Linked DNA regions of Homo sapiens: regions 2 and 3 are each linked to region 1. Evidence: chromatin loops called from intact Hi-C (ENCODE). Cell type or tissue: endothelial cell of umbilical vein. All regions are shown on one strand. Links, peaks and the distances in the headings refer to the core of each region. The heading gives the core; the rest is flanking DNA.

Region 1 (10,865 bases), core at 1,108-9,107:
AAAGACTCCATCATCTTATACAGCTGGAGAGCTACTGAACCCCGAGATTAATGTTAACTTAGTGCAAATTAGGAAAAGGTACTCCTTTCTCTGACTGTCTAAAAAGTGGTAAAATGCTTATTTAAAAAGACTAGGGCCAGGCATGGTAGCTCATGCATATAATCCTAGTGCTTTGGGAGGCCAAGTTGGGAAGATAACTTGAACCTAGGAGTTTGAGACCAGCTTGGGCAACATAGCGAGACCCCACCTCTACCAAAAAAAAAAAAATCTGGGTACGGTGGTGTGCACCTGTAGTCCTAGCTACTTGGGAGGCTGAGGTGGGAGAATCCCTTAAGCTCAGGAGGTTAAGGCTGCAGTCAGCTATGATCATGCTACTGCACTCTAACTTGGGTGACAAAGTGAAATCCTAATTATTGGAAAAAAAAAAAAAAGTCTAGGCTGTCTGTGACGTAGTGAGCACCCTTTGGGATCACGTGGTGCATTAATGCATGACCACACGAGAAAGCCTTGGTCCAGACCATGTATATATGTTCTTTCTTTTACAGAATTAGATTTTACAGACTCATGAGAGCTGTATATCCACTTCCATTCCAGACTGTGAGCCCAGGAAATGGTATTCAAAACTTACTTAAATTTCAAAGGATATAGTTAAATGTTAAGTGAAAAATGCTGACAATAGGACAACTTAGTGGAGCTTCTGGAAAATTGGAAGGGCAAAAAAAAAAAAAAAAAAATCTTTTACAATGTTATCACTGATTCACCCAAAATGCCAGCAATGAACCCTCTTTAGTCTGTCTACCTTTGCAACTGGGGTGTACAGCAAGCCTCATCTTCCTGTTCAATGGGTTAAACTGGAAGTGACATCAGTGACATGTTTTGACCATAATTTACATGGCTCAGGAAGGCAGCCTGGTTGCAGATGTTCCACCTACACTGTAGGAGCACCCGTTCCAGTCCCCTTCTGTGCCTGCACACCTTTCTCTCCCCATATACTCTGCCCTGCGCCACTATCTTAGAGCTTACATTTTCTCTCATTCCTCCACATGCAAAAGCCTAAAATGACCACTCATCAAGTCAAAGGTGCATCCTTTGCTCTGCTCATCGGGTCTTTCTGCCATCTTTACCTAGGAAGCTCTTATTTTCCACTGTTCATCAGTATGAACCCAATGCAGTCTAGCGGTCTTGGCTCTTGTATAAATCATGGCGCATGCTCTCCCATGTATCTTTAGCTTTTCCCTTATCTGGAGCCCTCCTGACTCTTCTCACGAGTTGAGTCCTACTCATTCTTTGTGTTCTGTCTCCTCATCAAAGAGCTGCTTAATGGCACTAGTCCATGATTTCAACACTTAAACCTCCATCTTCTTCAACACTCAAACATCTTGTAAAGAGTATCTACAATTCAACACCTCACTTGATTACATACTAGGTCTTATACCAAGAAACCTTCATTTTGTGGCAAGTCTGGCTTCTAACATTCATTTCCTCAAAATGGACTAATCTCTCCCTCACTAATAGCACTATTCCTTTCTCTTACTGAAAATCTTTTATTGGAAGCCTATCAATCTTCTGGCTACTACTGCTTTTCCTGCTCATTACTGGCAAACTTCTCCAGCAGTATGATCTGTAGCATCTGCAGTTTTTCTCCTCTTTTATCCCCTAACTAAAATTTCTCCCTCCACATCCGAAGTCAATAAAGAGCCCCTCTAAGCCAACTCCACAGATGTCCTATGCTTGGCCCCCCAAACCACCCCTTTCTTCTTTTGACGACTTTCCCATATTAAGCTTCTGATATTCCACACCAGGCTGTCAATAAGCATTAACTGAAAGGTTTAATATAGAATGATAAAAAATAGAATCCTCTACCTTCTAGGAGCTTATAATCTAGTTGTCGGGGAGAAGGACTTGACACATAAAACTACAGGCTGAGCATCCCTAATCCAAACACTGGAAACACTTCTGGTCCCAAGCATTCCAGATGAGGGATACTCAACCTGTATTCAAAATATAAATCCTGTAGTCGCTCTAGCTACTCCGGAGGCTGAGGCAGGAGGATGGCTTGAGCCCAGAGTTTGAGGCTTCAGTGAGCTATGACCACACCACTGCACTCTAGCCTGGGCAACAGAGTGAGACCCTGTCTCTAGAAAAACAAACAAGTTGGCCAGGCACAGTGGCTCACATCTGTAATTCAAGCACTTTGGGAGGCCAAGGTGGGCAGATCACTTGAAGCCAGGAGTTTGAGACAAGAGTGGCCAACATGGCGAAACCCTGTCTCCACTAAAAATACAAAAATTAGTCAGGTGTGGTGGCAGGCACCTGTAATTCCAGCTACTATTAGCTACGGCATGATAATTATGAGAATTGCTTAAATTCAGGAGGTGGAGGTTCCAGTGAGTCGAGATTGTGCCACTGCACTGTAGCCTGGGTGACAGAACAAGGCTCTGTCTAAAAAAAAAAAAAAAAGAAAAGAAAAGAAAAGAAAAAGCAAATTGTAGTGTAGTTAAGGGCTCCAGGAAACCCAGGTGATGATGGAAGACGACAGCTATGTGTGTTGGAGCAGCTGAAGAAGGCCTCATTCAGGGCAACAGACTTGAGGTTGAGCCTTGAGGGTGTAGGTATTAAAAAGGCAAAAGTTAGTCATATACATTTCTGGCATAGGGAACTGTATTAGTGTTGTAGGGCAGCTGGCAGTTTGTATTATGGTTTCAGGAGGCAGCAGAGTGGACTAGAGACAGAAAGACGTTGTTGAGTGAATCCCGATGTGAATCATGAAGTCCAGACATCAGCTTCCACTGCCAGGGAAGCCTTTACTTTTTTCTAGTCTCCCAGATCTCATGAAACTGCTTGTCACTGAAAGACTCCAACCTGGGAACTTCTGGCAACAGTCCCTTCTGGGAAATGTAGTTCCCAGGCTTCTAGCCCCTGCAACACAGAATAGAGTGGGAATGGTGCTGAAGAGCCAATGGTCCATCTAGCACAATGACTGGGATACAGGAGGAGTCAAAGGGAACTGTAGTTTCAAAGTTGGCTGCTTCAAACAGCAGTGATGCCCCTGATGAGTAAAGAATTCAATAATTCTGGGTGGAATTTCTTTTCTTTTTTTTTTTTTTTTCTTGAGATGGAGTCTCGCTCTGTCACCAGGCTGGAGTGCAGTGGCGCGATCTCAGCTCACTGCAACCTCTGCCTCCCGGGTTCAAGTGATTCTCCTGCCTCAGCCTCCCGAGTAGCTGGGACTACAGGTGCATGCCACTACGCTCAGCTAATTTTTGTACTTTTAGTAGAGATGGGGTTTCACCATGTTGGCCAGGATGGTCTCGATCTCTTGACCTCGTGATCTGCCCACCTCAGCCTCCCAAAGTGCTGGGATTACAGGTGTGAGCCATCATGCCCGGCCTCTGGGTGGAATTTCTAATCCGAGACAAGTGTCTGTTTTGAAGATGTCATGTCTGAAATACTTAAATGTGATATTTAAGGGGACACAGCCTACAGGAAACTCTTGGACATTCAAATTTGGAATTTCAGGGAGATTTTAGAGCTGGATATAGAGATTTAAGAGCCTAACCACTGAGGTGATAAATGAAGTTGTGTGTCGGGATCAGTTCATCCACGAAAAAGGTATAGAGTGGGAAGAAAGGGAGCCAAGGACTGCGTTTAGGTTGAAGGATGAAGAAAAGCCATACGGTAGAGCCAGAGAATGGAGGGTTCTTTTTTTATTCCTTCTATTCTGTTTCCCTTTCCTGAAGAGCCTTTCCCGTTTCTTTTGAAGATCTTAATTGCTTTTACTATTCCTAAGTTACCATTCCTTCCCAATGCTAAAGACCAGATTCTCTGCTCTTTCCAATAAATTAATCATATCAGTGAGCTCATCTGTTCATACATGGTATCACTTCCTACCTGTATATAGATAATTCACAATCTACATCTCTAGCCCCATCTGCCACTCTCTTCTGGCCCACCTGCCAAAACTCATCACCCAAGGTTGTGTTTGTTGATCTCACTTCTACCAACCTGCAGTTGGCCCCGCTAATGACTACCACCAGCACCAGAGGTCTACTTCTACATCTCCTGATTGGTCCTTCAGATCCCTCCTTCTTCTTCCAGTTCTTTCTCCTCTCTTGCATAGTACTTGGAATTACAATCTATGTGGTGGCAGGCTAACTTGGTTGGAACTCATTATCTATGAGGAATTCTGGAAAGAAAAATTCTAGTGCAGCAGCTTGTAGACTTATTCTGACTACGATGCATTATAAGAAATACATTTTACATCATGACTCATCACGTACATACACACCTGGAACAACATTTTCATGAATCAACTGTCATTCTTGCTACATGTCATGCAGTCTGGCATTTTCAACTCTATCCTATCCTATCCTTATTTCATTAAAAAAAAAAAGCTCTGATGGACCCATTCAATCTATTTCATGACTCACTGTGGGTCATTACCTGCATTTTGACAAATACTGGTTCAGAAAGTTGCCTTACAGCGATGGTAACCTGGAAGTCTAGGTTTAATTCCTTGTTTTGCCATTGACTTTGTGCTTTTAACTACACCGGACTTTAATGCCACATAATATTATTTGGTCACTGCGTTATTTTAAAGGTGAGTCAGATTCTGTTCATTTAGTTTTGGCTTTATTACAGGACAGACATAAGTTAAAAAAATATTTTCCTTAAATCCTAACAAACCAGTACCTGGTATCCAGTTTGTAGCAATGATTGGCTTTGGGTATCCGATAGGCAGGTAGAGATCTTAACAGTCTCCCCCCACTCCCCGTTATTTAAAGAAAACAGCATCCTCCCAAAAGAAGGAAAGGAGAAAAAGGAAGTGCTACCTGAACAAAAGCCTTTGTCCTGGCTCCTTCCTGATAATGTTTAGTTTGTAGTAGTGGCGCAGGGCTCTGGACATTTTCTCATAGGTCATGTTTGTTCTGTTCTGTTTGTTCAAAGGAGGAAGGGAGAAAAAAAGCACAAAGACACAATGAAATGAACCTCAGAAAAGGCACTGCGGGAGCTATTAAAATAAAAGCTCTTCAGCTGCTGCCTGTGGCCCTGCCAGTTTGGGAAGCTACCTGCTAATCGGCTGCCTTCCAGGCACATCTGTCCCCACCCTTTAGCTTTTTATATTCACTGTCACCAAGGTTTACTCCTAAGGTGAATCACCCTTTGTCCGAAGTCCTGGAGCCCTAGCTAATAAAGCAGATCCCATAGCAGCCTCGCTTATTTCCTTTTCCCAAGACCGCTCTCTGCTCCGCCTGAGGAATTTCCTGCAGGTTCCCCCTATCTCTGGGTCACCCTTCACCTTCTGACCCACACAGCATTTCTTTTTTTTTGTTGCAATGACCTTTTCTCAAACTTGTGTTTCTGGTCTGTCATTTTAAGGAAGACAATTCTTTTGTTTAAATTCCTGTTGTGGAAGCAAGAATACAGTGGTTCTGGGCCCGAGGCAATGGTACAGTGGGAGTAGCAGAGGGATTTTTCTCAGTGACTCACACATGGAAGTGTCTGTCAGTGGGGCCTTGCCATATTTGGTCATGGTCTGCATTACCCACTGCCTTCTTAGAAGGCTGCAGGTCTGGGCACACCTGGCTGGGCCTCCCTGCCTTTTCACTCACTCAGCGGATTGGGGTTGTGCCACCATGCCAACATCAGGCTTTGCTTCAGGTCCACCTATCGACTGGCCTGGATCACGGTTACCCGCTTTTTACAACTGCGCACTTGAGCAGTCTTCCTTACTGCAAAAGACTTTATTCAATTCCATTCCCTCCTCCCAGTTTGGGAAATTGTGGGGCAAACTTCTTGCATCGCTTGCTTATAAAGGGGATGTTTTACAGTCAGAATCTAAGTATTTTCTATAAAGAAATGGGCTTTGGGGAACATGGGAGTTTCTAACTGAGCAGAAAAGTAGTGGCACTTCCCAAAGGTCCCCTGTGAGTCAGAGAGTCTTGCTGTACTTCCCTTTTACCCAGTTCCTAACAACAGTGGAGGTGGCGGGATCAGGTCAAGGGGAGTGGAAACAAGAGTCACTCATGATGCAGCCCAGCAAACCAGGATATGTGAGTTAATGGGCACCTGGTCTCAGGAACAAATGGCAAGATGCATCTTTAATTATTTCCTTCCCTTTGCAACTGCCTAATTGCTTGCCCAGCAAGGAATAAACTAAATAAGTATGGGCAGACGTAAAAAGCAGAAGACAGACGATTATCCTCCAATCCAGGGATAAGGACTTCATTTTGGCACTAGTTTATGGAGCAGATATCTGCTGCCCTTTTACCTTATGGTTTCCCCACAGTCGAGCCAGTCCGTTGGGATCCACTATCCGGAATATTTTGGATTCTTTGTCCTCCCATCGGATGAAGTTTTCGTACCGGCTGTCAGAAAGCAACTGATAGACGTAATCCCAAAGCAGTCTACAGTCTACAGAGGAAAAGGGCAAGAAAACACTGTTGAAAATGTTTCTTGTTGAGGCACTAACCAGAAGAATCAAAAAAGAATCCAGCAACTGCTTCTGCCTAGCTTGGGTTGACTGATTGTCTAACTAACTTCCTTGTTTTACCGGGAAGAAACGGAGGCCCAGAAAGATGGAGGGAGGTCCTGTTGTGTGACCTTTGACCCACCGGAGGCCTCAGAGATGATCCAGGCGACAGCCTCCCTCCACAGATGATGATACAGTGACCCAGAAGTCCACGGTCGTGACCCAAACTTAAACCTGGGCAGAACCCATGTGAAAGACGGGAGGCAAGTTCTAACTGAATCAATGGGCTCTGAATGTGTGTTAAATGCAGGCTGGAAGGAAAAAAGGGTGGAAAGAGGGTCCTGATGGTTACAGAGAGAGCTGTGTGGTAAAAAATAGTGGAGTGAAAAGGTTATCCTGGTGTTGGTGGGAGATGGATGGATAAAGATGAGAAGGCTGGGGTAGGCTAAAACACAGCAAAAAGGAGTGAGGAGTGAAAAATGGTGGGAAAAGAAAAACTATGTGGCTTGGTGACTCTGACTGTGGGAACTGTGGCTAGCATGGTTTCAAAAAGAGATACAGATATTCTCATTCTATCACATTTTGGAGGTCTTTAAAAAATGTTTTGATATAGTGGATCATGGCAGAAAGGAACCCAGTGCAAAAGTCACTTTCTCCACTTGCAGAACTGATGTTTGAACATTTAGTCAGGCAATGGATATTTTATTAAGTGTTAGGTGATTTAATATGGACTAGGCATGGTGTTGGGCCTTGGTTTTTGGCTGTGGGCTAGTAAATTAAAAGAGAAGACATGGCCGGGCGTGGTGGCTCACGCCTGTAATCCCAGCACTTTGGGAAGCTGAGGCAGGTGGATCACTTGAGGCCAGGAGTTTGAGACCAGCCTGACCAACGTGGCGAAACCCCGTCTCTACTAAAAATACAAAAACTTAGCCAGGCATGGTGGCGTGTGCCTGTAATCCCAGCTACTCAGGACACTGAGGCAGGAGAATCGCCTGAACCCAGGAGGTGGAAGTTGCAGTAAGTCGAGATCGCACCACTGCCCTCCAGCCTCGGTGACAAAGTGAGACTCAGTCTCAAAAAAAAAAAAAAAAAAAAAAAAAAAAAAAAAAAGAAGAAGACATGATGTACACCTTCCCCTTGTTCTATGACTTTCTGGATGTGTGCTGTGAAGGTGTGTGGTTGCCCTCCAGCAGAACCTGGAGAGGCAGCTGGGGACAGATGTGTGCCTTCTAGGTTGAGTTAAAGGTTAACTGGCCTCCAGATGAGGAGCAGCACCAATTTCCAGGTGTTCACTGCATGGTTCTGGAAATGCCCACTTTTTATAGGCACTTGTCAGAATGGCTGGTGATGGAAGATCAACTACTGAATTACAAGTATGAACTCGGCACTTTACCTGTATTATTTCTGATCCTCAGAGAGGTTGAAATAACTTGCCTGAGGTCACAAGGATTTGCACTCTGGACTCCTGCACTACAATGTTCTTTCTTTTTTACTTTGGGCAAGGCCTAGGCCTGGCACATTTGAAAGGGGAGTGTCCAGTTGAGACTTGGAATATATTACAGCCAACACATCCGCATTGCAGAGAAACATACACCCTTCTCTGGGGGTATATTTACAAGGGGAATTCAGTTGGGCCACCCTGGACACGCTTCTTAATCTTCCTGAGGTTCTGTTGCCTCACTTATGAAGTGGGAATAACAGCACTTACTTTACAGGATTATTATATTAGTGATAATGGGAGGGAAGAGAAAGTAATAAAAATAACAACGGTATTTAGTGGGTGCTATTTGTAGGTACTGTGCTGTGGCTTCGACAAGCCTGGTTACATCTGACCCTTACGCCGCCTTATGAGGCAGGTGCTGTTGCTATTCCTATTTTATAGATCAGGAAGCTGGGGCTGAGAGGGTTTGATGATTTACTCAGGAGGACACAGCTTATGAATGACACACAGGATTCTTGGCTGTGCATGACCCCAAAACCCATGCTATGACACACTTCCCAATGCAATTTCTAGTCTCAGAGAAACTCGTTAATGGGTGTATGTTTATAAAATCTTAGGACTTTCCAGAACAAAGTACACCTGCTCAGTGTATCTTTTCTGAACTCCAGCGTTCTCTTTGAATAGCAGAAGACACTGGCAGAAAACTGTGGCATTTTCCAGAAGCTTAATCTTTCAAGGAACTACCATTAAATGTACAGCAGCCCTAAATCTTTAGTATCCCTTATGGAATCCTTTCTTCTGTATTATCTGTGTTTAAACATTAATGTGGTGTGTCACTCATTGTGTTTTGGAAAAGGACAAGTGGCCTCCTTCTTAAAACAACAACACCATAGTCCTGGACTTTGAACCCCATTCTAACAACAGAAGCTGTCCAGCCACTTCTATTGCCCACCCCGTCTTGCCATGGCTGCATTCTGTATTGCCAGGGGATGGGCTGAGGTGGGGGTGTGGAGAAGATGAGCAACCCAAGCATCTTAAGTACCTTGAGAAATCAGTGTCCTACTGCAGACTGAGAATAATCTAGCTCGTTTTACAGGCATTTGAAGGAGGATGATTCTAGTTTCTAAGCAAAGCAGTAAAAAGTGGCAAAGTGTCTTTTTCCCTTGTAAGCATCTCCTTGTCTTGAATTACTTTCTCTATAAAGGGAAAATAGAGATCTGCTGTGGTCTGAATCTTCATGTCCTCCCCAAATTCATCTGTTGAAATCCTAACTAACTACCAAGGTACCTTTGGGAGGTGATTAGGTCTTGGGGGCCCCACCCCTGTGAGTGGGATTAGTGCCCTTTTAAAAGAGGCCTGAGAGAGACCCCTCACCCTTCCACCAAGTGAAGACACAGCAAGAAGGTGCTGTCTATGAACCAGAAAGTGGGCCCTCACCAGATGCCTCATCTGCCAGGGCCTTGATCTCCCCAGCCCCCAGAACTGTGGAGCAATCCGTATCTATTGCGTACCAACTACCCAGTCTACGGCAGTTTGTCAGAGCAGCCCCAAAAGGACTAAGGCCAGAACTCAGCTGTGGCTTAATATTTCAGTATTTGTCCTACTATCAAATGGCAGACACATTTTAATTTTCCATAATCTCTTCCAACTGGAAAACATCTGACAAAATCACATATTATCACATACAGTGCCTGTAAATTAGGGTTGGGTGTGGTGGCTTATAATTATAATCCCAATGTTTGTTTTGGGAGGCAGGGGCAGTAGACTTGCTTGAAAGTCCGGGAGTTCAAGACCAGCCCAGGCAACATAACGAGACCTCATCTCTACAAAAAATTTAAAAATTATCCAGGCGTGGTGGTGCATGCCTGTAATCCCAGCTAGTTGGGAGGCTGAGGTGGGAGAATTGCTTGAGCCCAGGGGTTTGGGGCTGCAGTGAGCCATGATCAACCCACTGCACTCAGCCTGGGCGATAGAGTGACAGAGTGAGACTGTATCTCTAGGGGGAAAAGAAGCCAGTAAATCAGGACGAACGAAAGTAGTTTGTGTGCAGCCCCTCCTATGTCTCCCTATAGGTTTACAATCATTTCCATTGCAAATAGGCTGACGACGCCATTGGATTCCTCTGGATTGGGAATGTGATTTTCTAGTGTGTTCATTTTAATAAATTTCAGCAATTAAGAAACGACCTGGTTGTCTTTTACAGTTTCATATAAAGACATTTTGCCCATATGAAGGTGGGTGACATCATGGCAGCCCTCTTGACTCTAGGCGGAAGGCACTCCACTCAGAAGCCTACTGTAGAGCAAAAAGAAAGCGGACAGTTCTCTAACCACAAGCATGGGCGTTTTCACTGCATGTTTCTGTTGCTTCTCTTTTACTGTAATGGTACATTCTACTTCTCATAAAACAGTGAAACGTGAACCAGACCATTTCTCCAATGTAAGGGCTTAACCTGCACTGGGCTGCCATGTTGGTTTTTCGGAGGCATCAAACTAGGACCTAGAATGTTATCTACTTATCAGATGGCAAAAGGAAGGGCAGGGCTTACCAGAGAACACCGTTTCCCTATCAGCTTCAAGAACATTTGTATCCGGCAAACTTTTCCTTTCATAAATGTGAAAACAACCCCAAACAAGCTGCCAATTGATCATTTTAAATGACATTTAATCCAGCAAAGCCAACTTTAGCTGAGTAATAAAAATACGTTGACATTCAGGACATATTGAATTAGTCACTAACGGAGACAGCAATAGGAATTTTGTGGCATAAAGCAGTTGTTTCAAGCTCAGAGTATAAGTGGCTTTTATAACATTATTGATTGTTTTGTTTCTTTGGTAAAAATTATGCCTAGATGATAAAAATAACTGCCTGACCACACAATAGATTTTTTTTCCTTTTTTTTTTTTTTTTTTTAAACAATTGACATTCAAGCCATGTCAGTTATTTTTGTTT
Region 2 (10,865 bases), core at 1,104-9,103, 120 kb after region 1:
AGCAACAAAGTTGACACACAGCAATGGCTCCCTAGGTTAGAGTTACAGACTCAGTTCTTACATTAGTTGACCAAAGAAACAAAATTACAGTGTGGAGTGGGACACCACTGAAATCACTGCCTACCCTACCTCTTATTGATATCTGCAATGCACTATTTTTGACACAATATCTTGCTCATCACGGTAAGCTGTAAAATGTGAAAGCACTGCTCAATGTTAATACCTACAAAGTCCTGCTATGTTTTCAGACACTGGAGTTCCTATATATGGCAGGTCAATGGCAATGCTGTCACAACCAGTCTCTAATGGGAGACAAATAGACTAGATGTTGGTCACAAGTTAAAGCATGTCAAAATCACTAGGCAAGGCCATTGGATCAACCATGAGGGTGCCTCAGAGCCATTGCATAGGCATTTTTCCTTTTTTTTTTTAAGAGATGGGGTCTTGCTCTGTTGTTCAGGCTGGAGTGCAGTGGCACAATCATGGCTCACTGCAGCCTTGAACTCATGGGATCAAGCAATCCTCCTGCCTCAGTCTCCTGAATAACTGGGACCACAGGCACGTGCTGTTACTTACTCATTAGCCGTGACTTATTCTTTATTCACGGAAGTCAAAAAGGCATTCTTTCTCAAGCATCAAAAAGGCTACATTTGTGCATGGGTCCCTGACACCTTTCTAGAAGAAGGTTTATTTTAATTTCCTCCAAATCCTAAGGTTATTGGAAGATAAGTAGAGGAAGGGAAGGAGGAAGGGCCTAACAAAACAAGTCTAGCATCCGGTTGACAGTGGCTAGATATGACCCTCTCTGTCAGGAATTCCAGAAGTCACAGAAGGAAGGCTGCAACCGCCATACTTATGTTCAGAACCCCCAGGCTTCAGGATGGGCCTGGATCACATGGGGACAGAAAGTTATCTGGCTTCCTTTAACATGGGCATAGGCAACCCAGCATCTAGTAAGCGTGAGGTAAGTGAAGGAGGGGGAACTTCCTTCCTCTGAATGCCCATCCTGAAACCCGGGCCACGGCCTCAGTCACACAGAGTCTTGGTGGTGCAGGGAAACTGTCAGGCACGTGAGAAGGCACTGTCACCTCCCAATATCCAAAGCAAGGCCTGATGGTCTACTGGGGCTCTCAAGGCCAACGAGGCTTGTTCCTTTTCCCCAGAGCTGTTTCCTTGCATTTTCCTGATTACCAGCACCTGTGTCTGAAGAGCAACGGCTATGAAGAAGATGATATAACTCAAACTTACTTATGAGCAACTTTCTACCTTTTTTTTGATTGAAAGGAAAGGATGGTGAATTCCATCCACCTGTCAGTCATCTTGCCCCGGTGACAGCCTGTTCAGCCTGTGACTCCTCTGTCTGTACCATCCTCCTCTTATCGTATTCTTCTCCCGTGCCACCTGCCCAAGGGCACAGGTAAGAGACACACCCAGGGAGTCACAGCTCTGGGCTTCAGGAGAGCACACACCTGTTCTGAAGACAGCTCTTATTCCAAATAAGAGCTACCTCCCTTCTTACTTCCAAACGAAGTAAATAATCAACCCCTCAATGTCTTCCACCTTCCCGCACTTCCTCACCAGAGGAGTGAAGGGGCATGTTACAGTCTAGATCTGGTCACAGCATTTCAAGAGTATTTTCTTTTTTTGTACCTTAAGCTCAAACGGGGAATATGAAGGAAAAGAATTTTTTAAAAGACCCCACTGGCTGCTATAGGCCAATGAAAGATTAAAGTGAAAGATTAAATTTCTCTGCAGGAAAAATGACACCATTTCTCCCCTTACTATGAACTCGAAATGACACCTACATAGTATTTTGCTACACGTGCCAAAGAATAACTTAGTACTGTGAGTCTTTTATAATCAGGTACCATCAAAATCGTTTTTTTTTTTCTTCTCAGATTTTCTCCTGGATGTTATCTGTGTTTTAAATAGAAGTGAATTTTAAGAAATATTTTGGCCTTGATTGAAAAATAGTTTTGAAAGTCCATATTCTCCAGGGAAGAAAAATGAGATTAACAATGAGAATGAGGAAGACAAGTAAATTCTGGAACTATCTATGCCCAAATAAGTGAAAAATAATAAAACTCTGGACTTCAATAATAGGACATACACTAAAAGCTTATGTGTACAGAGGAAAGCTAATAAAATCAAACACAGAAGCAAGAACAGATGTATGTTCTGTGAAGAGCTATGTAAGTTTTAGATATTTACCTCCTGTAATTACTACTCTACTGGGCACAGTAGGTGCTCAATAAATACTGGTTTTGATAATTATTATCCAAGTTTTTTCTCTCTTATTCTGAGTTCCTTCCTTGCTTATCTTTGTACTAGCACTGAGCCTACGGGTTCTTCAATCAATCCTTGTTAAACAGAACAAGATTTGAATTTTCTTCAGAACAAGCCCAAGCAGTCACAAATGGTATTTCCAAGGAATTTCACAAGGAGAAAGAGGCAGTCAGGTGCTGGCCACCTTCTTTATGTAGCTGGAATGTGGTAGGCAGATTTCTGTCCTAATATGCAAGGTGTGGACAGAGCTGGCCAGTGGGGTTCCAGGCCAAGCTGGCCCCAGGATGAACTAGAACAGGCTCTCTTTCAGAGGCAAGGGCAAGGGTGATGTTTGCTCAGTTTATCACCCAGGTATATTATTTTCCACAACGGAAAGTTGCAGGCTTTTTTGCCATTTCGAGAGTATGCAGACTATGAGGTTAATTTTGTTTCTTTTTGCAGCCCTGGTACGGGTTTGACTTCGGTTCTAAGCATAAGGTCAATTTAACAGCAGTCAAAACAGTAGGGGTGCACTGAGGGGATAAAGAACACAGGCTTTGGAGCAGGCAGACATGAGTTCAAATTCTGGCTCTGCTACCAGCCAGTTCTGTGGCCTTGACCCAATTACTTACCATCTCTAAGCCCTAGTTTCTGTATGTGTAAAGCAAAGATACTATCAGCTACCTGCCAGGCTTGCTGGGAGAATAAAATTAATGAGGAAATTTATTAAAGCACTAGTAACACATAGTACACACCCAGTAAACTGTGACTTTCCACATGGTATCTAAGTTTTCTGGTACCTTGGTTTTCTCCAATCAAAAAGCGTGCTTAGAAGACTGAGGCAAAATTGCTAATAGTTCTTTACTAATACAAACGGAAAGATAGAGGAACAATAATGCAGCAGTCCTAAAACTACATATCAGCACATTAAAAAAAAAAAGAATCAAATTAGCAGAACCAGTCAACACTGGGACTGTACCATGGAAGCCAATTTGGACAAGGAGAACCATAACGGGAATGGCTTAAATGAGCAGCCATTTGGAAATATCCTGAGTGTTCCCTGGAGCAGCTGGGAGGAAGTAAACCAAAGCCCCAAGAGAACCTTCTCTTGAGCAAACTCACGTTCAACCCATGATCCTAGTCATTTTCATGTCAGCATTCAGAGACCCCCTCAAAACAAGTTGCTATAGATGACATATCTGGCAAGCACCCATTTTTCCTGTTTACATCAGATATACTTATTAAAAAAGTGTAGCTTTTTCATGCAATCTTCTTCATCAGACAAGCTCTTATACAATGAATATTTCTTCCCTACTCTTTAGAATAAATCCTATAAACAGCTGCTAAAGGCAAAAACCTCTTAAAACTGATTATACAATGTTAGAGTTGGACAGAGTTTATTAAGGTCATAGAGTTTGATTTCTCCCAGTTTTACAGATGAGCAACTGAGGCTCATCAAGGTTAAACAGTTCATACCAAGTCACAGGCAACTGAGTGACAGCCAGGATTGAACCCTGGCCTCCTGGCCCCAAGTCCAATATTCTTTCTGCTATACCATGCGGCCACCTGAAACTTTCCACTTGTTTATTTTCCCCCACAGAGTCGAGCCATGCTGCACACATAGAAGACTTCTACTAAATATTTGCCAAATTGATCTACAAATTCTACAATTCTGCTGTCTTAGCCTAATACTATATTTCAGTCTCCAGAGATCCCAATAGTGGTTTAATAAGAAGTATGAAGGCTTATAGGAATTCACAAAGTGCCTCTGAAATCATAATCTAATTTCCTCACAACAATGTGAAAAAGGTATGACTGTACCCATTTTAGAGATAAGGAAACTGAGGCTGGGAGGTTCAGTGACTTGTTCAAGGTTACATTGCTGGTTGTATATTGTTAGAGCTGGCCCTTAAATTTAGACAACTGATTTCAAAGCCTGTGCCTTTTTTATTTCATTAACTTAAGCCTAATTAATAATGACTGTTCTCACGCCCCAAATGATACCGCCATCCTTCTTTCTCCTAGCCTGTTCCATTAAAGAAAAAAATTTAGTTCCTAAGGCATCATCATGTCAATTTCAGAAACAAAACAAAGCACCACATGCAGGCTGATGGAACTGAAGAAAATGACATGTTCAGGTACAAGAATATCGTCCACCCAGCACAGAGCCCTATTTCCTTCAACAAAGCAAAGAATTCAGACCCAGCTCCCAAGACCGGAATAGCACTTACATTTACTGCCTTCAAGATTTTAAAGGCCGGCCTGAGGAAATGGCTGCATTCTCCCCTGACTGCCCGCCCCCACCCCATTGCTGAAGACGTCTTCAATCATTGCTTTATGTCAAAAGGGGAAGGAAAGAGGTCATTTCTGTGTCTTGGCAGCATAGGGCTGTCACATAACCTATAAGGCCTCCACGCAGGTCAGGGATGGGCAAAGCCACAAAGCAAGGGAGCAAGAAACAGGCTCCCGGCCTGGCTGCCGGCTGCTCTCGAGAGCTGTTCAAGATGGAGCTGGTGGCAGCTAATGGCGGGGGTGGGAGGAAGGGAAGCATGAAGAAGGCTGTGAAGAAAGGTGTGGGGGGACGGATATAATCCGGCATACAGAAACCTGTCAGGATGGGATTTATTTTTGTTCTGTGAGGGAGTATAATAGGGCTTTGCCTGCACTCTCAATAGCTGTTTTGAAGTGAACCCGGCTGGTATGTCTTTAATTTGTCATTTCATTATGAAACTGTTTCCCTTCCAAGAAGCCTTCAAGTCAGGAAGCTCTGTCTGCCCACACAGGAAATTCCTTTGCTTCAACTTCCCCAAAAAGGAAATTTCCCTCAGAAGTGAGCCCAGCATATGCCTTTGAGCAGAGCTGCTTCAAGAAACTTTGGCAGCTGAGTCCTGAAAACACCCCTTGGCTTTCTGCTGCTGCTGGGATGTGTGGATAAACAGTTCAGCTTTCACCCAGCAAGTGGGGACCCCACCGAAACCGACCCTGGCCCACACCTTCCTCCTGCTTCTTCATTCTCCCGTGCCCTTGCTCTTCATCACCTCCTGTGAGCCGCCAAGAGTTTTAACCCTGCGAGAGGCAACCAGTACCTGCGGCTTTCATGAAGAAATAAGCATACCTGCATCACACAGACGCTCACACCCACCACGGGACTGTCCCAGGACAGTCTCAGCACAAGGTACCTACTCTCGTTTCCCCCTCAGTCTCATACACAAACTTGAGACTTCTGGCAGAAAGGCTGCAGCATTTCAAATGAAGAGGGCACAAGAAAATAAAATGACAAATTATAGTTCCTAAAGCACGTATGTTACCAAAGTACCTTTTATCCAGGGTGGTGGTGGTTTTTTTTTTCCCCATGCACGCTTTCCCACTGAGGATTTTAAGTAAAACAAGGAAGGGGGAGATATCTCAAACCACAGCCTTACAAAAATTAATCTCTCAGACATATTGTGAATGGTTAAGTGGTGAGAGCCCACAGCAGCTGTGCTGAAGTGAATAAGATACAGTATTTTATGAAGCTTCTTAGCAAAGAGGCATTAGCAGGAAACTGCCAGATTCACAGTTAAGTTTTTAATTTTCCATTTAAAATCACTTCATTAAAAAAAAAAAAGTGGTGAAAAGGAAACAATACAGAGACCTAAAGCACAAAAAGAGAGAATGGTATTGAACCTGAGACTGCGTATCAAGCAGTGGGGACCAAGAGAGACGTAGACAGATGAGGATCTAAGACGGCCCTGGATTTTCACTTTGCAATTAGATTGCATTGGAATGGTAGGGGGATGGGGTCTGATCTTATTACACTATGTATGTGCCAGGGCTCTGAAAGGGACAGTATTTACCAGGAGACAGAGCAAGGGACTAGGGAGAGTCATATAGTTCACTAAAATCTGGATATATAAACCCTGAAGTTTTGGGTTGTGGTAGATGTTTTCTGTGGGGTAGCTTTAAATTTTTATTTTAGTGAGTTATTCTGTTTTTCTGAAATTTGTGAAGCTTTAACCACAGTCAGATCTCAAAGGGGAACTCAACACTATTCTTCATGTTCTTAAAGTGAAGAGATTAGGCAATAGGGCTTTGGCTTCTATTGGAAGGCAAGGTGTATATTGGATGGACCTGTCTCCCACCTACCACCTCTGTGACTCTGGTCAAGTTCCTTTTCCTCTTTAAGTTTGACTCTTCATCAGTAAGATGAGGATAATAAAACCCAGTTCACAGGACTGCCTAGAGGGTTAAATGATACAATACATGTGAAAAGCGCCTACCATAAGCACTCAATAAATGGAAGTTATTATTCCACATGGAGAACTACAAAGGATCTTTCCCCCAAATTCTGCACACCTCCTCCCTGTCACACACACATAGGCCACCCAGCTCTGGTAGCTCCTTCCCCAAGGGTCAAGATTTTCCTGACCACTTACTTCAACTCAAGACTTGGATTACCATGCCCTTTATACATCTGCAAGATCTTGGCATTACGATCAAACGTGATCATCCCTGAAGTAAAGACATTTAGTGAGAATGGTTGAAAGGCTTAAGGATTCAGATTTATACTCCCAAATTCACTACTCCTGTCAAAGAAATGCAGATGACTTGCACATTCTCAAATCGCCAGTGTACTAGAGGAGACCTGACCTTCTTTGGCCAAGACTGATGATGGCAATGTCTTGAGAGCAATGGCCACGCACAGTAAGTAGCAGACTGCTCATCCTGGCCTCAGAGCTCCAGGCTCACAATGTTTTGTCTAAATCAGGAGGCCTGGATTTTCCATCTAGTTTTCCATCTGTCTTATCCACAGAGAAGGCCAGCCCTAAGCAAATTATAGTGCTTATTTCCAACTCTACCCACTCCGTGCTGGCCACGGTCCTTCCACTTCAAAAAATTCAGGAGATCTGATAAGCTAATTTTCATTAAGATATTAGGGACTTGAGGTATTAATTATCTCTCTCCATAACTATCTCCTGCCATAATGATTTACTTTTAAAAGTGGAGCTATGTGGAAATAATGCCTGATCCAAAAGGAATGTCTCAACAATGGAATTTCAGGCACCCTGGTCATTCATCGTGGGAGATATTTATGTTCAAAGCACTCTAAATCATTGCAACTGGGTGACCACATTCCCTGCTTAAGTATAACATTCACCCCGTTCACAGTCAACTATAAGCCCTCTGTCCTGGGTCCAAAGTAATGCTATCTGAACAATAAAGGTTTAGAAGGCAGCCACTTTCTGAATCTCAATACTCCTTTAGCAAACAAAGAAGTACCAGACATGAGAGAGCTACACAGCGTCTGCACAGTGCCAATGCTACAATACCCAGTTGTATTTCAAGTTCTTTTCCCCGATCACTGGGGTGGCAGGAATCGTCACAGTAGTAGGAATAATCACAGAAGCTTTGTGAAGCAGGTATCTGGAATAACAGCTATAAGACGATCCCAACGAAAGCACGTGCGTGCACACACACTTGGATTCATCTGAAGCAAAAATTTTTCTCTAAGAATCAAAAGAAAAGCTTATTTTCTTTCATAAGGTCCAAAATCTATTTGATCAGAGACAAATTTCACATCTTTTTAGGTTTTTGTGGGTCTCTGAAGCTCCTCTCAGCACTTGGTCAGGGCATTCCAGTAGTTTCATTTATAACCCATGAGTCTCAAGTGAAGAAAACCTCTCTCAGGGAATTCCTACTTTTGTGTTCCTAAAAGACCTTTAATAAAACCCCAGATACCTGGATGAATATTTGAATCACGGCCAAATTTTAAGGTCAGCAAGAGCCCCCACGAAAAATGCTTGACAGAGTTGTAAATAGGGGAACGAGAACTGCGTCTGTTCAGAGAGGGGACTTTGTGAGGTGGCTTCACTACCACCTCATAGGAGAAGTGAAAGGAGTCAGTGTGGGAGCTGAGGAGTTCAAGAACAATGGCGTGAAGGAATCAGAATGAAAAAGGAAAGCATTTTCTCCCCGACTTTGTTCATATCTAGTGGGAAACCATGCCTAACAGAGATGAACCTTCCAACCCATCCGAATAACAGGTTTGGGAACCTGCACCACCTTAGGGTTCCTTCCTGAAGCAAGGCATGCGAGGAGGAGGAGGAAGGAGAAAGAGTCATTTTATGTCCTCAAGAGGGCTGGCACCAAATCACTTACTCATATTTGTTTCTCTACAAAGAGTTCCTGATGTTGGTGACTTAAGAGCTACTTAAGGAGAAAAAATAAAACCCCTCATCAGCTTTGGTCACGAATCACTGCTGCTTTGGGCGAGTCTTTTCTCCCTAATCTTACACCCCCTTTTCACAGCCCATGGCAATGAGTAGATGATTCCAGCAACTAGTTGAGGGCCTCTATTTAGAAATACTTTCCTTGGGTGTGAGTTTTCATGCCCAGGGGATGGTATAAGTGTCACAGATTCTCTCTGCTGGCTGAGGCGGATGGAAATGTACTTTCAAGCTCAGCATCAAAGCCTTCACTTTAGAAGCTGAAAGCCTTCATTCCCTTGCCAACTGTGCTTTTTTTCTCCCATAATTAATTAATGCAGTATTAATTGTGCATGTGCTACGGAGCCGGCTAAGGGAGGATAGTGTGGCCCATCCACGCAGATCAGCTGGCTCTGTAAAGCCTAAAACCCAGTGGATACCATCTCCAGAGGGAGAAAAACGCAGACTGAAATTTTTTACAGGTTACAGGAAAGGCAAACACGCCTTGAGTTGCAGAGGGGATTGCCGCTAATCACACAGTTGGGGTCAAGTAGATAGTTAGCAGAAGCCACACCTGTGCATGTTGCATGGGGCAAAGGGCCAAGCCACAGACAATTCTCAGGCCAGAAAGGGGGCTATGAGAACAGGGGAGCAGGCCTGTGATCTGGCTGTAAGGTCCTGGGAACCAGCATAAGGCAAGAGTGGCAGGGACAGTCTTTAGAAGCCCTGCAAGGCCTAGGAGCTGGCACCAGTTCTCATCCCACAAAAGCATTAACCCGATTTCAATCACAGGAACCATAGGGAAATGCTCAACAGAGCTGGGTGTTGGATTTCCCTATTTCCTTGCAGGAGGGCTTCCTCCCAAAACAATCACAGGTAAAACGAAGGACAATTTCCTGTGTCATGAAAGTACCACCATCTGCACTAAAATTTGATGTTGAGTCCTAAAAATCAAGTGAATGATCATGAAATCTGGCATTTACAGATAATGTTCCACTGCTGATACCCCTTGTGTTTCTCTTCTGGAATAAGAGAACAATGCGACGATTGAGTTGGGGAGAACTTAGGAATCATATACTCAGGCCATTTCACTTTGCAGATGTGGAAACCACAGTCCTGAGAGATGGAATGAACTGCTGGGATGACCCAAGTAATCAGCCACGTAGAACCAGAGCTCAAGGAACTGACCCCTACAAGAGCATGTTCTCTGCCCTCTTACCCTGTTGTAGCGTGTTCTGGCACACATGCCATGTGGGTAAACTAAGGCACCAAACGTCAGGCAATTTTTCTGAAGCGTGTTGGCTTAACACAAATTATCAGGAAGTTCAGTGTTTTAAGGTGTAAACTCAGTAACACAATCTTCATTCAATCACAGCATCTTTCTTACTGTTTAATAACCATCTGTGAGGTAGATCATCTCTTTAAAAAAGATGGAAAATAATAGACAAGGAACCTCTTTTTACTTCATTTAGTTTTGTTTCTAACACTCCAGAATTTACACACATACCTGAGACTATCTGGCAGATAACAGTGTGCATACAGGATTGGATATGGAAATTTATCTTCCTTCAAGTTCAAAAGATAATTTGGTTTATAGCTCTGATTTTATCCATCTGGGCCCTCTTGTCAGTAATTTATATTATGCTTAAAAATTGGAAAAAAAAATCAGCCTGTTAGCTTGGATATTCTCCTTCTAACCAATAGATAGAATGAAACAACTTTCATTTGCTCCTCAGACTTTTAAAGAGTAATAGGGTGAAGTGGAAAATAAAAGTCTGGGTTTTGGAATTAGATACGGATTCAAATTGGGGCTCCTCCACTTTCTCTGGGTGACCTCGGGCAAGTGGTTTACCTGAGCCTCAGGTATAATATCTACTGTGCAGAGTTTGTTATTATTCAGGATAATATATATGAAGCATATACATATACACACATATATACATATATACACACACACACATATACTTTTATATACACACACACACACACACACACACACACACATATATATAATAATAGTAGTGATCATTATTTCTTCTTCCACACAACAATGCCACAGAGATTCTCTAGAGTGGCTTTATGATCTTAAACACGGTTGACCTCAGAGTGGCTCCTAAGGAGAAACACAGGCTCCTGTGAGCTGGCAGGTAGGGTACAATGACCAAAAAACTAAAGCTCATTTGCAAAGATGAGCTACTTCTGGAAAACAAATGGGTAATAAAATCCTAACAATGATACTTCTCAATCAGAGCTCCATAAATTGCTGGATACCCCTATAATTTTTAAATGGTGCTATTCAACACCCTAAAACTTGTCCTAGGTGCTTTTAAAAAAGTATTGTTACATCTTCCCTTACAAACCTTCACCCTCCTCAGTGAACCATTTCAGTTAGTACCCCCACCCCAGAAGTAGAGA
Region 3 (10,865 bases), core at 1,000-8,999, 140 kb after region 1:
CCCCCAAATCCCACTATATGTCTAGATATCTACCGTTAACTTTATTCTCGGAAATAGCTTTCTGTTTTGTTAGGGTTTTTGCAGAAGTGAAACTTGGTGAAGAAAACATCGGGCAGCCAAAGGGTCTTCAAATGGTGCTTCATGAGTGCAAGAAAAAAACAAGACAGCATTTCGAAATTCAATGACTCTTCTTTCCCTTGAAGCAAAGAGAAACTCACAAGACACTCTGGCTAGTCCATGAGAGTGAGGCCGCCTCATCCCCGCCTGCCCCAACTCCACCAAGGCAAGCTGGGAGAAACCCGGCCCTCCATGCTGACTGGACTTCATTTCTTAGGAACTCCATCCCCAGCCAGCTGACAAAAGAGTCTGGCTAGCTATTACCCTGAAAGTGTATATACTGTAATTTACTAAATTATCATTGCTTTGGACCTTCCTTTCAACTGTGCTCTCTTTAAAAGTAACCCCTTGGTGTGCTTTCACTTCTACATGGTTCCCTGACCTTACGGTGAAACACCACACTTCTGCACCTGCTCTGGGATCTGACGCCATCCCCCGCAAACCCCGTCCAAACAATTTTAGATGGAGACAACTGCTATTTCATGATGAAAACTTATAAAAGGAAGGCCAGAGATGAAGAGACTGTGGCCCACTGATCTCCTCACATTCCTGATGATGGTTTCTACTCAGCTGGAGGACAGTTTTCCACACCATAAGCTCTTTTTCAAAGGCTCAATGAAGAGACTTGTCAGCAACAAGAGAGGTTACCTTGACCAAGACGGACAAATGCACAATGTGCTTCTAGGGCCCCGAGCACTCTTCTAGTAGCCATGGCACACCTAAGGTAACTCTGGGCTTGGTGGCTGCAGAGCACTTGGGGACCCCAAAAGGATGCTGTACAGTGAGTGGGCTCTGTTCCAAGGAGAACAAAACACACTCTTGGGAATCCCACACTACAGAGACTCCTTTTGTCTCTCTTTTTGTGAATCTCTAGGTTGACTCTCACAGTGCTCATTTTTCACTCTATTGCAATAACCTCGCACTTAACATCTACCCTGGCACATCAGCAGACTATCAGCAATTGGAAAAATTAACCAAATACCACTATCTCAGATGGAGACATCTAGACAGAGAAGTTTAAGGACACTAACGTCTAATTTCCCAAATAAAGGGAACCTCTTTACTCTCACAACTGCTTCTCTGGTGCGACCCCAACAAAGGAGGGGGTGGTGGTGAGAGTCCCACCTCTAAAGCAAATTGTCAGACAGATGAAAACCAGAGCTGCTTTCTTTCTTTTAACATTATGGGGAGTAGGGGTGTGTGTGTGTGTGTGTGTGTGTGTGTGTGTGTGTGTGTGTGTGTGTGTGTGTGTGTGTGTATGGGGGGGATAACGATTTTCCCAAGAGGATTATAACCGCTGCTCTAATTAAATTAAAATGCTACAGACAGTGATATTAATGTATTCAAGTGTTGTAGGGGGATAAACTGCTGGTGGAGGTCAATGATGTGACTCAGAATGCCGTGATGTGGTTACATTATTGTTTAGATGCTGTAAAAAATAAAACACGCTGCTCTCAAATTTGCAGATACAACCTATCAAGCCAACCAGCTGAACAAAAGGGAAGCACTGCAATTTCTGAGGCCAATTGTAATACCTATGAGCAGGTTGTCAAGGAGGCGGCACAAAGCGCTGGGAAGAGAAAATAAGGCAGAAAACTGTTGTAGGCAAGAGTTGAAATGTAAATTTCACCAACCATTATAGAAAGCTTTAAAAAAAATAATGAAGTATGGAGTAGGGTTGTCTCTTGAAAGCGTAAGGACTGAAGCCAAAATGAGCTGCGTTCCCTCTCCCATTTCTCCCCTAGCCATGAAGGGCCAATGAAGGGTACCCATCTAATTCTGCTCATTTTTAAACTGAATGCTTAGGAGCCCGTGACTTCCCTGTAAAATAGGTGTATACAGTCTGTGCTCAGTAGGAGAATGGCATTTCTCCACGTTCCCCCACACCCACCCTCAGGTTGCATATTACAGAAGAGTCAAAAAATGAATATTATTACCAAAAGGTCTTTCCTCTTCAAAATTATTCAATATAAAGCTTCCATAAATCACGGGGATCCCCTAGCACATTTACACATTTATTATTATACCCTCTGAAAAGGCTGAGGGGTTGGGAAACTTAGAGCCTACTGCTAACTAAATATTAACATTCTGGAAATAAAGCATTTTTGGAATTAATTAAAACAGAAATAAAGTTGGTTGTGCTTGCAAAAAGATGGTTTGCAGGTAATTTCAAAGATTTCTCTGCTGCAGAACTGAGATGTCCTTGATATAGAAACTTTTCCTGGAAATTGTCCCTATCCCCATTATAAATGCCAGGACTGCCCCCAGTGATGGCTTCTGAAGCCTAGTTTGAAAGTCCTGAGGAGGAAGAGTGTCATGGACACAGGATAGTGGTCATTTCCCCACAGCTAGGGTAAAAATGCCACAGGCATGCTTTCATCCCATTGCACTTCGGTGTCCCATCACTGTGAAGAAACCTGCAACCCAGATAAGATGGAAAACAGCAGGCACCAGTGACAAGAGTGGTCATGCCAGCAATATTCAGTATTTTGAGAGAAGGATCTCTTTTCCACCCTGCAGGTGTTTAGAAAAGCTGCCTGAGAAAGCTGATGCTTGTACCGTCGTCAACTTCTACAGATTCAACAGAAGAAACCTCTCCTATGGGAAGCTATTTATTGAAATTTATTAAAGTGAAGTCTGAATACACAAGTATTTAAGTACACTCTTCTGGCTGCAAAAATTTCAAGTGGTGGTGATGTTGGCTTTCATTAAGTAAGCTTTTATTAACAAGCTATAGACACATTAACAAAAAATTGAATACGCTGAAATTTGAGCTCTAGAGTTTTCTAGGTTTCTGCCACCAGGAAAGCACAGATATACACAAGAACCTAAAGTAATACACTCTTGAAAGTCGACATTTTTTTCACTTGAAAAAAGCTATTGAATATTTTGTCCACTCCAAAATTCAGTGAGACAAACGTAAAGAATTTGAGAGAAGATGCAAATGCCAGTCTTCTTTTCTAAATAGACATTGTACACACAGCCACAGAGAGTAACATTTTTGGAATCTCCCCAGAAAGAAAGAGCATACCCTAGCATCTCGGCTAGAAAGAACACCACAGAGACTCAAATGCAAATTTTGATGTAGCAAAATCCACATCCACCAAATCACAGAAGTGAAGTTCATGATTTCTTTTCATCCAGAGAGTTACCAGAAGATGGTTTAGACATCCAAGATGGTATAGGGGCCCAAGCTGGCTTTCTTCTTGGTGTCCAGTGTCCCCCCTGCCCTGAAAGCAACATCCCTCTGGATGCTAAGCCATTAATTTTTACAAGCCAAATGGTGTTTGGGTCTCAACATTCATCTTGCAGAATACATATCAGTACTTCCAAGGGGAAAAAAATGAGTGTACCCTGTGAAAATGAGGATGGGTAGGAACTATACTCCTAGCATCTGAAGTCTCCTCTCTAGGTTACCCAGATGGCCCACTCAGCCCTTGGGGAGAGGGTACGCCAGACAAACCAAACTCAATGTTGCTGTGGGGATCTTCCAAGGAGCCCGCTTCACCAGTCTTAAGGAGTGCCCTTTCTCTAGTTTATGTAGATGGTTCAGGACGTGAGATATTCGGATTCCTGTTTAGAACTGAAATTGTCCCTTTCTTCTGCCTTTCTGGATGGTTACATCCTAAAATCAGAAGGCAGTATATTGCTTCTGTCAAGCAGATACAATTAAGTCAAAGCATCTTAAGTCTTCCTCTTACCCAGACCTGTATTATCTTTGCATAGTGAGATTAAAAAAAAAAAAAAAAAAAAAAAGAGAGAGAGAGAGCATTAGCAATAAGCCCTGCAATCAAACATCTCTGTAAAAGGTCATTGAGTTTTTTTTCTCCCTATGATTAAGAAATATTTCAGCATCCATCAAGGGTCAACTATGAGGCTAGGCCTATAGCAGGCATTACAAATTATGCAATCATACATCCTAGAATTTCCAGGATGGTCTCAATATTTAAAGTTCCGTGTCCTTTTACCCATAAATACATATGGGTAGTTGTATATAAATACTTAACACCTCTCAGAACACGTGTCACAATTGTAGCTGGAAAATACAGTCACTGCCACAATCAGGAAAGAGAGCTAGCATTAAGTGAGCATGTGGTATGTGTTCCCATGAAGCCTTTATTTTATTTCAGCCTCACAATGACCCTGCAAGGAAGGCATCGTTATCTCCATTCCGCAATGAGGAAACTGACTTGAAAACCGCAGTTCCAGTCACTAGCTTGGGAGATGGTGTGGCTGGTATTTGCGTGCAGACTGATCTAACTTTACTTCTCTGAACTGCTTTATAATGCCAACCAGTCAACAATGACTTCACAATGGGGAATTCCAAGAGACAGGTTCAAGCTTGTAAAAATCATAGCAGCCTTCGAATATTTCGTTGCTCTGCATCCTCACTCCTCACAGAATTCCAGCAGGATTCTTGAGGGTGACTCAACAGAGCTGCCTAAGCCAAGGCACCTACCTTCTTATGCATGTTGCTTATCCTATGGGTAGCACAGACTGAGGGGTAAATGCATTCAGCTGACGGAAGGGGACTCTATCTGATGTATGAGAAAAGTTCTCATGGCATGACCCCTGAGCAGGAGTAGCCATTCGAATTTATCCAGGGATCTACATTAACCATGGGACACAATCAGTAGGACCAAGAGGGCATTTCCAGGTTGCTTATGCAAATGATAACTTGGCCGTGGCTAGAAATCTCACTGGGCATTTTTGAGTACAAACATATTACTTTCTATCCTAACATTGTCTTTAACAACAACGGAAGACATTTCCCTTGTTCTTATCTGCTTACCCAAGAGCAGCAAATCTAAAAGTACAGGTGAGATAAATAGAAGCAGTAAGGAGGAAAGAAGCCTGCCAACATCTATTTGGTGCCTATAGTGGGCAGATCTCTACACCAAGAAGGAGCTGAGTCTGCCCCCAGAAATCACAGTGGCCGCAGTCCAAGCAAGACCTCTCCAATGGCCCAAAGATGCACATTCCCAAGAGGGGAATGGATGAAGGCATTAAGGATATATGTGGCCTGTGGGGGAAAAAAGATTTAAAATCTTCTCGGAGATGTCTTCAAATATAGGAAGGACAAGTCTAAGAGAGACTCAAGGCTTGCTTGTAGTAGCAGAGGACAGAGCCAGCAACAGATACCGATGCACTAGAAGGAAGGCCTTTCAAACAGCTGAAGTCTCCAGATAAATGGGCGATTTACTGTTCTCCTAAAGCTGACTTAATGCTGAGGCTGAACAGTTACTCTAAAACACGTGCTTGCACTGGGAAGGAGCTGGAGTAGGAGAACTTAAAGGTTCCGTATAACTGCAAGATGCTGGTTCTATACAATCTTATCTCCCCTGGTAAGTTAGAGCTTATAAATTACAGTGTGGGTAGAACAGCTCCAAATAAAACACGGACACCACAGTCCCCTTCTTTATCAATTACTCCCCTATGCCTCCTCACAGGATCCTAGGGTTCTACTGAATATAATTAGAAAAAGCACTAGTTTCTAGAATTAGGAGCAATTTCTTTAAAGACAAGCACCAAAGCAAAAAACTTAAATCGACTTCTTTATTGTTCCCATTTTAAAACATTTTAATTAAGATACTTTCCATTCTTGACATGCCATGAAATTCTCTCTTTTTTTTTTTTCCTGAATTTCCTTAGATATTTCTAACATGGATAGTAAGCGGAAAGTAAAACTGTGATTCCTTGTCACGTCAGGCTGTGGTTACCAGGGAGGTCTATGAAGGTGGCCCAGTTCATGTGGCTGGAACCCAGTGTGGATGTACACGCAGGCAAAGTTACAAGCTTTGAACCTGCATGGGAAAATTTAAATCACACCATTCTGCAGCCCCAGGCTATACCTCTAATCCCTGCCATGATATAGAGGATTGCCTTTGCTCAAAGCAGAGATTAGATGAGCTCAGCAACACACATCACCACTCCTGGAAACGCCATAAAAGTGCATGTCCTACTAACAGCAGGTCAGCAGCATCAATTCAGCATAAGAAAGGTGGTGTGACTTTATTTATACAGAACCATCAGACGTCACCTCTGGGGAAGAAATAAAGTCTTGCTGTTGAATTTATCCAGCAATGCCTCTAAGCTTGTGATCCACCTTTTGAAAGAGGGTCACTAAATCCTTTCTTCCTAGTTCTAACAGCAGAAGAAACAGGTACTGAAATTAACAGCAGCTTGTATCCTGGGCACAACAAAGTGGCCAAGTTCAGCTCTTTATTAGCTGCTTTCTCCTCCATTAATGCTATTCCCTTTAATGGTCTGGCTATTATAATTAGCCAATCTGCGTTGTCCCTGCCTGGGGCTAACAAGTAATGAACTGAGACAGTTGCTATTTAGTTGTATCAAGGGCACCATTAGACAGCGCTTCTCAATCTCCCCCCAAATGAGAGATACCTTCCAGGCATGTACTATTGCCACGTGACTGTTCTTGTACGTTCCCTCACAGTGGACCTGGGGTGGGAGCTTCCCCAGGTTTTAACTCATGAGACTTAAAACCTGGGCAGAAGGAAAGGATGAAAGCAAGGCTCCTGCAGACACTGGCAGCCCAAAGGGCTTGGAACCTGAGCCTTAACTATTAACTCCTCCCTCCCTTCACCTGCATTCTTTGCCTCTTCGTAAACCCTTCGCCTCCTCCTCAAGTAGCTTTCTTCTTTGTGCCACAGCATCACTGAGGGCTTTGCTCTTTTTTGTGTCCTTCTTTAACGGCTATATCCTGGAAGTCTTGTAAAAGGAAGAGAAAGAAAAGCGACGGCTCAGACTCACAACCCCAGCGAGCTGCAACTCAGACCTCCTTCAAAACTAGAAAGATGTTTTGCCCTGTGATTTATCTTTTCGAAATGTCTAGAGCTTAAATGGACCACACATGCCTAATAAGAAACTTGAGGTTTTAAAGATGTGACATGAGAGCCAGGGGAGAAGATTTATATTCTCATTCAAATGAGGAGAGTGTGGAGAACCGCTGAATAATGCCCTGTACTTGATACTACCCCACTGCTGGCCCAGGCTCTAGGCAGCCCCAGCAAAGCTGTTTGTATGAAGACACACCAGGCTCTAAGGGATACCCCAACCCTCACCCCCATCTGTAAGGAAGAAGGCTGGGTTACAACCAGGACCACAGTCAAACTGAAGAAATTCCCTCGCTCTACATATATCACATAATTCCTGGGTCACTTCAGGCTCCGAAATAAACAGAAATAGGAAAAGCCTCATGAATTCTACCTACAGTAACAAGCGCAAATGAGTCTGGAAAAGATTTATATCTCTGGAAAATGTTTACTACCAAAATAATTTTCAACAAAACCAAACAATACTGTACTTAAAAAGCAACGTAAAAGAAATGAGTCAATGTCTCCTCAGTGTTGCTGTGTGAGAGATTCGGATAACAATACCCAGCCTTTGTCGTCACACGGTATTATCTCAAAGATAAAAGAGGTCTGGCGCAGTGGCTCACACCTGTAATCCCAATACTTTGGGAGGCCAGGGCAAGAGGATCCCTCGAGCTCAGTAGTTCGAGACCAGCCTGGGCAACATGGCGAAACCCCGTCTCTACAAAAAATATGAAAAATTAGCCAGGCATGGTGGCATGTGCCTGTGGTTCCAGCTACTTGGGAGGCTGAGGTGGAAGGATCACTTGAGCCCAGGAGGTTGAGGCTACAGTGAGCTGTGATTGTGCTACTGCACTCCAGCCAGGGCGACAGAGCAAGATGCTGTCTCCAAAAAAAAAAAAAAAAAAGAAAGAAAGAAAAGAAAAATGAGATGAAGCTTATAAAATATTTTGATCTTCTTGCAACAAAGGTTCTCTACTAATGCAAGGTGTTATTATGATGAAGAATTTGAGAAATCCCAAATTAAACATTACTTTTTTATGTAAGCCTTAAGAATTAAACTTGTCTTTATGTTGTAAAATGGGAAACTAACTTAATTCAAAAGAAGACTGAAGATTGACAGTAACTGGGGAAGGAGGCAGAATTTATCCTCTTCCTTTTATAACTCGAAAAAGTAACATACAAACAATCTTATATACTGATTAGGAGTGTTACACACCTGTGTTTCCTTTAAAAAAATTTTTTCCAGAAGTCATAATCACCTTGGCAAGTAATTTCTACCTATACTTGTCAAATATCATAGAAATTTCCTGATTCTTAGGAATAGGGACTCAGAAAAGGCATCATTCCCTTCATTGTGGTCATGGGTAGAAAGTCTGGGGAGTTTTGTTTCTGACAACTAATTACTAAAGCAAGTTCTACTGACAAGGTGACTACTACCCTGCAAATGCCACCAGCATTAATACCATTCTAAAAAGTAAATGAATGAGAATGGAATACAGAAGTGTGTGTGCATGACAACAGTGATTAACGGAATATTAAGCAGCTTGAAATAAGAAGGAAACTCTTGTAGCCCTGTAGTTAAGACCAATTAACAGTTTATTTTACATAAGATTCTGTGCCTTCATTAAAACTATTAGTGTGCAACAGTACATAGAAAATATGCACTCAAGATCAGCTAACAATTCAGGAAACATTTTAAATCAGGCATTCTGGCTATTATCTGTGTATTAGAATCACCTGGAGAAACTTTAAAACACAATCCCAATAGCCAAGTAAATCTCCAGGGATGGGAGCCAGGCATGAACGCTGTTAAAGCTCCCAGGTGATTGCAATATGCAGAGCTAAAGTTGCGAATCACTGTCTTAAATCAAGACATAAATAAGCAGAATAAATCAAGACATATGTTAAAGGATTCTCTTTCACAATAGGTTTTAGAAACCTTATTAATCAATTTGCTAATTGTCCTTCCCTCCTGAGTAAATTATCACTGTCCTACCTTTAACCATAAAATAGAGATTATTTGTGTAATACAGGAAGTTCCTGAATGATGACTACCTGACCTACATATGAACAACTGCTCCAAGCAGTGCCTGAGCCATGGTTGTTATTTTCTCCCTATTGCCTCTGCAGCTCCCCCCATGTCCACCCCAAGGAAGGCTTCTCAGCTTCACTTTCCGGAGCTCCACACGGAGCAGTGTCCTGAGCACTGGCTGCACTTGTGTGTGGCAGGAGCAAGACAAGGTTAATAAAAAACAAGGAAGAGGAAAGGAAAACCCACCCCACTTTTGGCCTGCATTCCCTTCCCTCTCTCGCATCCAAAAGGCTGTGTCTGTCCATCTTCATGTGATCAAGCTCCAGACCACTTTCTCATGCTGGAGAATGGAGAGATTGGAGATTGGGGAACCACTGTTCCCTGGGTGAGGGGAATGATCCCACATGATGGCTGTCAAGGTTGCTACAGAGATGCACCTGTGCCATTTTAAAGGGGCCAGTGGGACACATTTTTTTCCTTACAGTAACCTTGCTACTTACCATGGTTCGGTCTTTATTTTTGCACACTGCACTATCAACTCATTATAATCTGAAGAAATGCCTTGAACTCCAAGCAGCTGACTAGTTAGTAAAATCTTAGAACCCTAAACAACTAGAAACCTTGAGCCTACTAAGGCTTTTCCAAGATAAAAGCCCTTCAATTACATGCTGCTATATCCTCCTAATACACCCACGAGTCATGTCACTAGAACTAGCACAAAACCTACCTCACAGATGTAGAAATTGAGGTTGAAGGGCTAAGAAGATCCCTGAATGAACCACATAACTGCTCTGGATGGGGCTAGCAGTCCTAAACCCAATGTTGTCTTCTTTCTCTAGAGTATACCCTCTGCCTATAGTATTTTAAAAACTCTTGGCCATCATGATAAAGTCTACGTACAAAGTGGTTCTGAAGGGTAAAAGTAGTTTACTCAAGAACCCGGCGTATTTATTTACTCCTTCCTTAATAAATTTTTTTTTAAAAGCCTCTGGAAATTTAAGTTCTTCCTGTAAAAAAAATTCTCAACAGTTTCTGAGCATCTTGATATTATTAGTAGTATTCTATCTATCCTTCCTTTAGACAAAATGCAATTCTAAACAGTGATAGAATTAGGAGAACAGTGGCATGAATATGGCTTTAATATCTGAAATTCACTGGGTTGTTCAAACTACTAGAGTGGGTAGTAATTCTCTTTGCATCTTTAGAAAGCAACTTGCAAACCAAGCTGTGAAAGCGTGCTACAGCATCAAGTCTTACTAGGGGCTTCAACAACGGTTCCAACATGTAGCTGCCAACAACTGAAATCTATAAATAGGAAAATCTGGAAAGTTTAACAAAAAAGTTGAAGGAGGGACTCTGAAAATCACTTGGAGCTTATAGGGTTGAAACAAGAGCTAGACGAGCACTAATATTTCCTTTCATGCAGTGGAATTCCCCTTTGGTTGTATTACTTTATATTCCTTGCCACAAGGAAATGAAATCTACACTGACGATTACGGAGATTTCTGCCTGGCGTAAAGGTACAAGGACCCAGCAGGCACAAATTCGTACTACGCACGAATGTAGTTTTTTGTTCCCATGAGAATCAGTGGTTTCTGAGTGGGTGAAAATGCATTTTAAAATCATTCTGATTAACAGAGGTAAAGCTGTCCTCTCAATTAACTTACTCTTATTAAAACCTATTTTCCAACCCTCAATTGTCATAAACCCATCCACATAAAGCAACTTGTTAACACAACGGGAAAAATTATGACTCTAACTTTTGAAGTCCAGCAACTTTCCCTAGAAAGTCCAATAATGCTTCTGATGGATCCCGTAAGGCACTGTCTAGACTCGCACTGTCCCACAGAAATATAAGGGGAGCCCCATAGGTAATTTAA

What was found. A loop is a pair of places that touch in the nucleus more often than their neighbours do. Peaks named below come from ENCODE experiments on the same cell type or tissue, not always from the same donor. Only the 100,000 strongest peaks of a DNase experiment are listed, where the experiment ranks them.
Region 2: a loop joins it to region 1, with 4 times the contacts of the local background. A loop is called at or near these places in 3 of 110 quality-filtered maps.
Region 3: a loop joins it to region 1, with 2.5 times the contacts of the local background. A loop is called at or near these places in 8 of 110 quality-filtered maps.

The regions. Positions count from the first base shown.
Region 1 is chr12:11,879,994-11,890,858 of GRCh38, reverse strand. ETV6 (ETS variant transcription factor 6) reads right to left here. Exons shown (of 8, transcript NM_001987.5): 6 at 6,272-6,414; 7 at 4,833-4,933. Among named protein-coding and RNA genes, the nearest start is that of BCL2L14, 190 kb to the left of the region's middle. RefSeq lists enhancers at 4,662-5,372, 5,399-6,598. In endothelial cell of umbilical vein, for the core only: no CTCF peak of the experiment used is centred there; DNase peaks (open chromatin) are centred at 5,278, 5,998 and 8,447; H3K27ac peaks cover 3,848 bases.
Region 2 is chr12:11,760,468-11,771,332 of GRCh38, reverse strand. The region is part of intron 2 of ETV6 (ETS variant transcription factor 6); the gene reads right to left. Among named protein-coding and RNA genes, the nearest start is that of ETV6, 120 kb to the right of the region's middle. RefSeq lists enhancers at 5,162-5,241, 5,252-5,331, 7,837-8,046, 8,377-8,426, 8,927-9,046 and 1 more. In endothelial cell of umbilical vein, for the core only: no CTCF peak of the experiment used is centred there; DNase peaks (open chromatin) are centred at 4,532 and 5,032; H3K27ac peaks cover 1,871 bases.
Region 3 is chr12:11,739,799-11,750,663 of GRCh38, reverse strand. All of the region lies in intron 1 of ETV6 (ETS variant transcription factor 6), which reads right to left. Among named protein-coding and RNA genes, the nearest start is that of ETV6, 96 kb to the right of the region's middle. RefSeq lists enhancers at 334-383, 4,433-4,652, 7,157-7,206. In endothelial cell of umbilical vein, for the core only: no CTCF peak of the experiment used is centred there; a DNase peak (open chromatin) is centred at 4,363; H3K27ac peaks cover 2,344 bases.